2 separate regions of the Homo sapiens genome follow, and region 1 is linked to region 2. Evidence: chromatin contacts called from ENCODE Hi-C or POLR2A ChIA-PET data. All regions are on one chromosome and are shown on one strand. The core of a region is the stretch at or near the end of the contact, and the rest is flanking DNA. Distances in the headings are between cores, read along the strand shown. Region 1 has its middle 120 kb from the start of GLI2. Region 2 has its middle 100 kb from the start of LINC01101.

What was found. Hi-C counts contacts between places; a loop is a spot of excess contacts on that map. ChIA-PET counts read pairs that join two places held with the same protein, here RNA polymerase II (POLR2A). Pooled maps may share reads with other maps.
Region 1: a loop to region 2 is called in a map of ascending aorta, with 4 times the contacts of the local background. The contact joins two enhancer-like sites. A Hi-C loop is called at or near these places in 7 of 168 maps with a recorded cell type or tissue (Caco-2, HepG2, PC-9 and 3 more) and 5 of 50 pooled maps. POLR2A ChIA-PET finds 5 or more read pairs at or near these places in 5 of 52 experiments (AG04449, AG04450, BJ and 2 more).

What each region holds. Positions count from the first base shown.
Region 1 is chr2:120,611,964-120,616,328 of GRCh38, forward strand. No RefSeq gene overlaps it. Among named protein-coding and RNA genes, the nearest start is that of GLI2, 120 kb to the right of the region's middle. Within about 2 kb of position 1,873, at least 3 of the 41 ENCODE cell types and tissues checked have a DNase peak (open chromatin) inside an H3K27ac peak, as active enhancers do; they include ascending aorta, where a contact is called at or near this core.
Region 2 is chr2:120,564,839-120,569,079 of GRCh38, forward strand. No RefSeq gene overlaps it. Among named protein-coding and RNA genes, the nearest start is that of LINC01101, 100 kb to the left of the region's middle. Within about 2 kb of position 1,938, at least 7 of the 41 ENCODE cell types and tissues checked have a DNase peak (open chromatin) inside an H3K27ac peak, as active enhancers do; they include ascending aorta, where a contact is called at or near this core.

The DNA of each region.
Region 1 (4,365 bases), core at 623-3,122, 47 kb after region 2:
TCCCTGAGCTCTTCAGCTCTTCTGGACCACACCAGAAAAGCCGCTCCCGAGGGGCCTCAGGGGCCTCTCCAGTGCTCCAGCCCAAAGTGCACAAAACCAGCCATGCTGGGCTCCCAGCCCGCTTCACCTGGATCTCCATCCGGGCTCATCCTGGAACCCCGCTTCCCCCACCAACAATCTTCACATCCTGCCGGTTACACCCGGGCGTAGCTCCTGAGCGTGTCCTGTCTCTCTGCTCCCGTGCACCCTCTCCTCTCCAGGATCCCTTTCGCAGCCCCCTCACTGGTGTCTTGCCTCAGCCCTTCCGCTTCCCAGCCCGCTTTTCCCCAGGAGGGAAGATCATTCTGGATGCACACTTGTCTGTCTCTAAGGCCTGTAAGACAAAGTGCAGACACTCCAGCAGGGCTCAGAAGGCCCCGCTTTCCCAGGGAAGAAGCTGATTCATCCCCCCGGCTTCCCTGGTCACAACTGTCCACTCCCTGCACCAAGCCCCACTTTGCACTTCACTTTCCTAACACCTGTAACCTCCTTCTGGCTCCCCTCTCCTCTTCCTGCTCCCCTTTCTCCTTTAACTCAGGCCTCACCTCCTACAGGAAGCCTTCCCAGAACACCTTCCCATATTCTTCCCCCAGCCTGGGTTCGGGGACCCTGCATGGGGTCGCCTCTCTTCTTGCATCTATCACACCACGTTACCTGCATCTGTTTCTGTGTCTGTCCCCCACCTGAGAGTGGGCTCCTAAGGACAGGAGCCATCGAGCTGGTCTTCATAGGTGGGCTCCGCATGCAGACCTGTCAGGTGCCCCCCACCACTGCCCCCGCCCCAGAGAAACAGAGCCAGCAGGAGCCCAGGGAAGATGCAGCAGCAACGAGCTCTGGGAGATGTGGTTCTGGGACAGAAGCCTCTGGCTTGCTGTGTGACCCTAGGCAAACCATATCATCTCTCCAATCCTCTATTGCTTCATCTACCATGCAAGGAAAGGGACAAAACTCTCTGCCCCCTGTCCCCATCTTCAGGTGGGGTGGCAGTGGGGAGCTGGAGACGCATGGGGTCACAGGATTACCAACATTCCCAAACAGGGTGTGTCCCGGAGACACAGAGCAGGGTGGCTTTGCCAGCTGAGGATGAAAACCAGGCGGAAATGAGCTAAAGTAATTCCAGGTGTCGGTTTTCTGTGCAACAGGTGTGACCCGCCTCCGTGGCACCAGGACACACAGTTCTGTTAGCTGAAGCACAGAACACCTTCTCCACTGCATAAGCCACCCCCAAAACACCTATTGCACATCTCTGAGTCTCCTTTTCCTCCCCCTTCTCGTTCTTCACCCCTGTATCCCCAGAGAACCCCTACATCTCCAAACTTCAGACCAAAACTCTCTCTTCTCTGACAGCCTTCCCTGCTCCCTCTTCAAAGTAGATTCTTGGTGCCACTCTGGGCCCCAGCATTTAACAGCTGCCATCCTCCCCAGGGTCAAAGTGCTAATTGGCTACTAAAAGTGACTTCAGTCCATACTCAAAGCTCAGGAAAACGCCCTCTACCCCAGCACACGCGTGCGTGCACACACACGGACCCCAGGCTTGTCTTCTCTTCTGAGCATGGCCACTCTAGTTTGGAGGCTCTATCTTCTGCAACCTGAGTTGGTCCTACCCTCACCCCCACCCCCACCCCGATTCCCAGGCCCAGTCCAGACCCCCAAAATCCCAGGGCCAGCTAGGGGTCCTAGAACTGGCTTTCAGCCTCCAGCGTTCTCTTTCCCCTCTCCAACGCCCTTCTTCTCAGCAGGGACTCCTGTCCTCTCATGGAAATTTGCCGTCCTGTGTCCCATTGCCCAAGAACTTCTCCCAGCTGAAAAAGGAGCCCGTAATAAGTGTTCGGGGTTGAGCAGATCATACATATTTGCAATGCTACCGGAGATGGGGGGAGAAAATGCGTTAGCCCAATGGAATGAATGGCATGGGTGATGTGGCTGAAGGCAGAGAGACTGGGGCAGGGAGGGCAAGGGCCAGCTCCTTCCTTCACCGCCCTCACACCGCCTGTGCCCAGGGCTGGCAGCACCCTGAAGGTGAGGAGAAAGGCCCAGAGCTTTGCCCCCTGATTCCTCCGGCTCCGCCTCACCCCGCCTGCCATCCGTGCATGCAAAGCCAGGCCTCTGGAATTGTGCCGCCAGGCCCCGGGCTGGAAGGGAAAGGGCTGCCAGGGCTCGAGTCCAAGGGAAGCCCACGAGCTTCAAATTTAGAACTTGAGTCTCTCAAGGTCTGAGTCTATTTAGACTCTTAGAAACACAACCTCCGTTCCTCAAACATAACCGGCGAGTGGTGGGTGGGGAGTGCAGGGAGAGAGCATAAAACATCTCATAAAAAGGCTGTGCGTCCTGCTGGACATCAAAGGGCTCTTAAGGAGCGCATGCGGATGAGTTCAGGGTAGAGGAGTCATCAGCATATGGATTAAATTCCCTATTCATTATGCATCCGTCAGAGCGTCAGGAGAAAACTTCACACAGCATGGCCCCAGTTCAACAAGCTGGAAAACGCTCTGAGTCACGGAGGGACCCCAAAGGCAATCAGCCGCTCCCCGCCATCCTGAATCTTCTTCCGCTGTGGAAAAACCTGCGCTAGAGGAAACCGGCTGTGCTAATTCAGACAGGCTGGCCCCACTCACCACGGTCAGCCCCTCCACGCCTCTCCAAGTTCTGCTGCAGCAGGGCCAGCTCACCCAGATATAACTGGGCCCCTCTCCTGCATCTGGCCCCTCCTGGCTCTCCCCACTGCCACCCAGGGCTGTGACCTATTGCCCGTCCCCATCCCCACAACGGCAACCTGTGTCTCCCTGAGAGGACAGGGAGGGCAGAAAGGTGCCCCGGCACCCATCCAGCAGGCCTGTCCCGCCCAGGCAGGGCTTTCTGACTGATGGAGGACCCTGTACATCCCCTCCCTACGCTCATCCCAGCCCACCTCACAGGTCAATCGCCTCTCCCAAATTCATCCCAGCATCCAGGCCTCCCTGAAATCCCCATGCCCCACGAAGCCCAAGGCCTAAAGTGCTCACCCCTCCGCCATCTAGAGTCAGCGGGAGGTTCTGATAACATGTGCTGCATTTAGCCGGAGGACCCAGCAACGCAAGATTCCTGCTTTGCGAATTGCCGCCGCTCCTCCGGGGTCCTGAGGAGATGTGTGCGAAGAAGACCAATAGCAAGGTGGCCACAGGACCCCACTTCAGGAATGGAGGACTTATTTCCCCAGCTGCTAAGATGTCTCCAGCGCCCCCTGCCCTCCTCTTCCTGCAGGCAGAAGAGAGCCCCCTTGCCCAAGAGCACGACCCTTCCTCAGTGGGACCCATCAATGGCTGAGTGATGGCACTGAGGTACAGAGGCTGGGGACACACCTCCAATGCAAATCTCTATCTCAGCTGCTTTCCAGGGAACCCCACCTGTGACATACCAAGCAGGAAACTAATAACCACTTCACTAAAAACTGGCCTCTCGTCCAGTATTGCCCAGTGCAGAGTTCCAGGAAAGCTGAGACAGAGAAAGCACTTTGGTCCTTCCCGGTGGGGAGGCATCCTATCTCCCCACAAACATGAATCCAAATCTCTCTGGCCAGCCATGCCCAAACCCACACACTTTCCATGCAGAGGAACAAAACAAAGTCTGAGAATAAACCCGGACCCTCTTCCCGTGCCAAGAGAGACAGACGATAGCAAAGGAGGCAGCCTATTCACAGCGGGTGGTTTGCATGTACAGGGCCCTGCCTACCAGCAAAGGTGGCCCACTGGTGGGCTTTGCCATCTGACTAGAGCAGGAGCTTCACCTCTCTTGGATATGATGGGTGCACGGAGGGAGCCCAGGGCGAGCCCAGGGCTCACCAAAACCAAGTTCCAGGCCCAGCTTCAGAGAGTATTGTTATGAAGCAGGCATTCGCCGCAGTCCTAGGAACCTTCATTTTCTCAGCTATAAAATGGCAGCATCAATGGCGCCATCCCACTGGTCTCATGAGTTGGGGTGAGGACACGCTGGGAGAGAGTAGTGGAAAGGCTCCCTGCCCTCAAGGGGTGCACACATGCAGAAACCGACTGTTACGATGATGATGAATGGTCTTGCCTTCCCCTCCAGGGTCCCCTTCTCAGGAGGGCCGGGATCAGGCTTCACATCTGGGTTTCCCTCCAGCCAGCAGAACCAGCCTGGACACAGGTGTTCCCTGAAGCTGGCCAGATGATGAACTAACGACTGAAGGAATCAAGAAGACAGATGATGACTCGGCGTGGTGTGGAGCCCAGATCAGCTGTTAGGGACCTTCACACAGCACTCCTCTCCATAATCGTTTCACTACTTTTGTCCTAAAATCCACAGCTTGCGAGTTGGTTTTCTGTATCA
Region 2 (4,241 bases), core at 688-3,187:
TGAGCTCAGGGATGTTGTTTGGCCCTCCCAAGCTGGGGCAGGGGCTCCAAATGTACACAATGCCCCCCCAACTACCACCACCACGCAAATAACACCCCATCTGACCTCATCCTGCTGGGCAAGTGAGAGTTAAACATCCTAGTTCAAGTTCATTCTGTCTCTTATAGCTAAGTACCTGACTTTTCAAAGGTCAGAGCTGCTGCAGGGCTGTCTCTGCTCTCAGGAGGACACCCTTCCTCCCACTCCCTCTTTGCCAGGCTGCAGTGGAGGGGCCTGGTGGCCCTGGGGTGTTGGGTCGGGCCATCTTGCTTGCAACACGCCCCGCAGTCCTGGGGCCGGCGGGGTTGGGGCGGGGAGTGGGGGGGTCCTGAGGTCTGTTTACTACACCTAAGCCATGCAGGGGAATTGCTCTGGGCCCTGTGGCTGGGTCCCTATTCTGGGGCTGCCACCTGCTAGAGGGAGGTCTGGCTATGACCCCAGTGACCCTTGGCACGGCTGGCTGCTCTGCAGTTTTGACTATAGGGCACCGGCCACTCTCAGCTCCCTCTGGTCTGCCTTCCACACAGTTGGGAGCCTAGGATCCTGGGGGTGCTAGGCAAGCCCCTCTGGTACTTCCTGAACCTCCCACCACCATCTACTCTGGGTAGCAGCCTGATGTTGTAGAGGTGGGGTCTTTGGCACCAGAAGCACGGGGGGCAGGGGAGGGGTCAGGGTCAGCATTCCCTTGGATCTAGGAAGTTTCTTACCCCCTCCTTGGGTGCAGCCTCACATATCTCCCTTCTGATGTCTTATGCAGTTCCAGTTCACCTTCTTATCACATTCTGTGTCCTCTGCCCGACACGGTCTTAGAGTAAACCTCACGCTCAGACCTGCAGGCATTGCACTTGATATAGAAAGGGCAACGTGCAGACGTAGAAAGCTTTTTCCCCTGCAGGGAAGCCTGGCTTTCAAACCCTTCTTGCTGTGGGCCTGGAGATCCTAGTCTGGCTAGGCGCTCACTTGCTCTTTGTGTCTTGTAACAACCCTGATCCTCCTGGAGGCTTGGGCCTCTGGCAGACTAGTGGGAAGGTCACCAACAGGGAAGAAAAGAAAAACACCAAAGGCATTCCCACATTTTAAATGTACTCTTCCATTATACATGTCAATCTGCCCTGGAGATGTCCCAGTAAGGGCACCGGCTGAACACAGGAGTGTGTGGAGGGGCCCCCATCTGGGCCCAAGGATCTTCTGGCATCAGGGGTAGAGGGCAAAGGGCCCCTGCCGCTTCTTATCAAGTGGTCAAGTGCCTGTGGCATAGGAACAATGACGGCTGTGTCACAAAGGTATGAGGATTAACAGAGTAAACGCCTGGTGTAGCCTCGGCTTCACCACTGGGCACACGTGGAGATGCTCCTCGTCTTATTCCCTCTCGAGCTGCTCTTAATGCCCAGATAGACCGAATTTGCCCCCAGAACAGGAGTTCCCCATGCCTTCCTCTTCCAGGGAGATTTCAGTGAGAGCAGCAAGTCGAAGCCTGATGCAGTTTCCAGGTGTATAGGGCAGAAAGGGATCGTCTCCCCAGCATGGCTTTTTGACAGATAGAAGGCATCGGTGTGACAGAGAAGGAGGCTGGATCCTGGGCTACCCATCAAGCTGCGGGTTACTCAGGGAGGACCGGGGGCTGACAGCCCTTAGACTACCCTGACTCATGCCTGGAGTCAGACATAGGAGCTCCCTTCCCCCCAGGCCACCTCTGCTGGGATGTGCTTGCCCCTCCCCACCCCACCTCAGTTTCCCCACTGCACAGTGGACACCAAGCCGAAGTCATAGGGTGTGGGAGCAGTGAGTCTGAAGAACACCACAGTTAGGAAATCTAAAGCAATCTTTTTCTTGGTGCTGGCAAGGGTAGCTTGCATGAAGGTCAAGATAAAACCCGCGGGGAGAAAGGAGCGGCGGAGTGTTTTGTTTGGCGCAGGCCAGCCGGCTGTTGCCTCGGTAGCTGAGAACATCGGCTCTGGTCACGCTTGCCTCTGCTCCAATCCTATTACTCCATGCGGTTTGGCCTCCAAAAATAGCCTCTGTCAGCTCCATCATCATAGTTCAGCATTTCCACCACCGGTCACTTATTGTTCCGTGGACATAGTCATCGTTAACCCCTCCTCTGCCAGCCGGCCAGGAGCACCTGGGCTAAGATTCCACCTCTGGGGAGAGCGTTTTTCTTTTCACAGCCCCATCAACTCTGCAGGGAGAGCCAAAGGGCGTTTCCATGGGACGGAGCTTCCACCCGGTCCAGACACCACAGACCTACATGGTTTCTTTTTTAACTGCCCTACAAGGTTTAGAGGGGTTATCTGCATTTGGCAGAGGAGGGAAGCAAGACTCAAGGAGGTGAACTGACTTACTCAAGGTCATCAGCCAGTGTGTGGCTCAGCCCAGGTGCAGACCAGGACTGCCCGACTTCAAGGCTGGCCTGTGTCACCTGGTCCTGCAACCATAGCTCTTTTGCCCCAGCTGAGATGAGGCCTCCTCCCCACAGCCTCCTCCAGGCCCCTTTGGTCAACAGACCCTGGACTGAAGGCATAGGGGGAGAGTGCTGCCTGCCTGCAGGGTCACCTGAAGTGTTTGTGTAGAGTGGAGATCGCAATCCCCTGCTCCCAGACAGCCTGACTCAGTAACCCAGGGACACAGCCTGGCAGGGCTCATAAGTCTAAGCACCACGAATGTCCTGAGAGTCTGCAGGTGCCACTGGGAAGGAAGGAAAATTGGTCTTTTTGGAGTCTGGCATGGCATCCAACACATTAGCATATAACAGTGTGTTTCTTTTCAGCAGTCAATTTTTTAGATGAGAAAGTGGAGATTCCCTCCATGGCACCAGATTGTCTCTCAAAAGAAAACAGCCAACAATTTTACAGCAAAGATCAGCCTGGACGATGGACAAATGTGTCACACAGACCTGAGTGTGGAGTAGGCGCCCAACAAGGAGGCAGCTAGGGCAGTGGCTCTGAGCACAGGCCTGTGGACCAGGCAGACCCCAAGTGCTTGGGGCGTATAAATGAGATGATGTGGGTCCAGGGGCAGCACAGAGCCTAGTGCTAATGACAGCGTCTGGGATCACTGAGGCCTCAACATGTGCAAGAACATTGTCCTAAGAACCTGCTATTGATGAGCTTGTTCACACTCGTTAGGCAAATTCTGCTGTTATTCTCATTTTACAGGGGAGAAAACTGAGGAACTGAGAAGTAACTTACTACTGGAAGTAGGATGGGAAACCAGGCATCTACCTTCAGAGCTTTGTGCATTCATCATTACATATGTTCCCTGGGGACAGAGCAGTCCTGGTATAATTGCTGGGGAGCCCTGGCCTGCCACTGAGACTCCCCCACCTCCCCTCTGGCTTCTCTGTCTGCCCCTGCAGGGCCTGGACCAAGTGCTCCCAGGGGCCTTCTGGCCCTGACCCACTGAGGATGCATCCTGCTGTGGCCTCCTTGCAGTAGCCCCAAGACTGGCCACCCTGGCTCCTGCAGGCCAAGCCCCTGGGGCTCCTGGCTCCTCCTGCTGTGTCAGGCCCAGCCTCCTTCCAACCTGCTGAGGTGCTGACCAGCCCCAGTCATTCCTCAGGACAGTCTCTGAGTTTGGACAGCGACCTCTAAACCCTGCCCATGCTGTGATTTTATCCTGGCCAGTCTTTGCTTGCATACCATTGCCATTTAAATCATTCTGCCGGTGGAAGCTGGGTTGAAGAAACCAAGGGTTCTGGGTCCCCCAGTGCTGACCCTGCACCCACAGCGAGGAATGTAGAGGTTGGAACAATCTTCACCTTTCACAGGCTTGGAGTTCACTTGCTCCAGAACAACTTTGCGACTTTTTGGGAGAATGCCAGCAGTAATCTCCATGTGGCCCCGTGGAAAGAACCTGGGCTCTGCCAGGCTTTGGTGCCCTCTCTGCAGCTCTCAGGCTGAGTTTTGGTGAAATGATGCTTGTGGAACGCCTAGCAAAGCACCCCCGCTCACAGTGGCCCCACGAAGCAGTAGGTCCCCTAAACTACCTGCACTTGCCCATCTGAGCCTCCCTCCCACTGCCCCTTCTCTGTGCCCCAGAGCCTGACCACATCAACGAGTCCCTGTGCTCGGGTGCTGGCTGGTTTTGGCCAGTGGGGTTCCCTGGCAGGGGGCATGTAGTGGCCACACTCTGGCTGAGTGTCTTGCCCATCAGGAGGCCCTGGCCCGGCAGGAGGCCCTCCCCACTCAGCCCTCCTGCTGGGA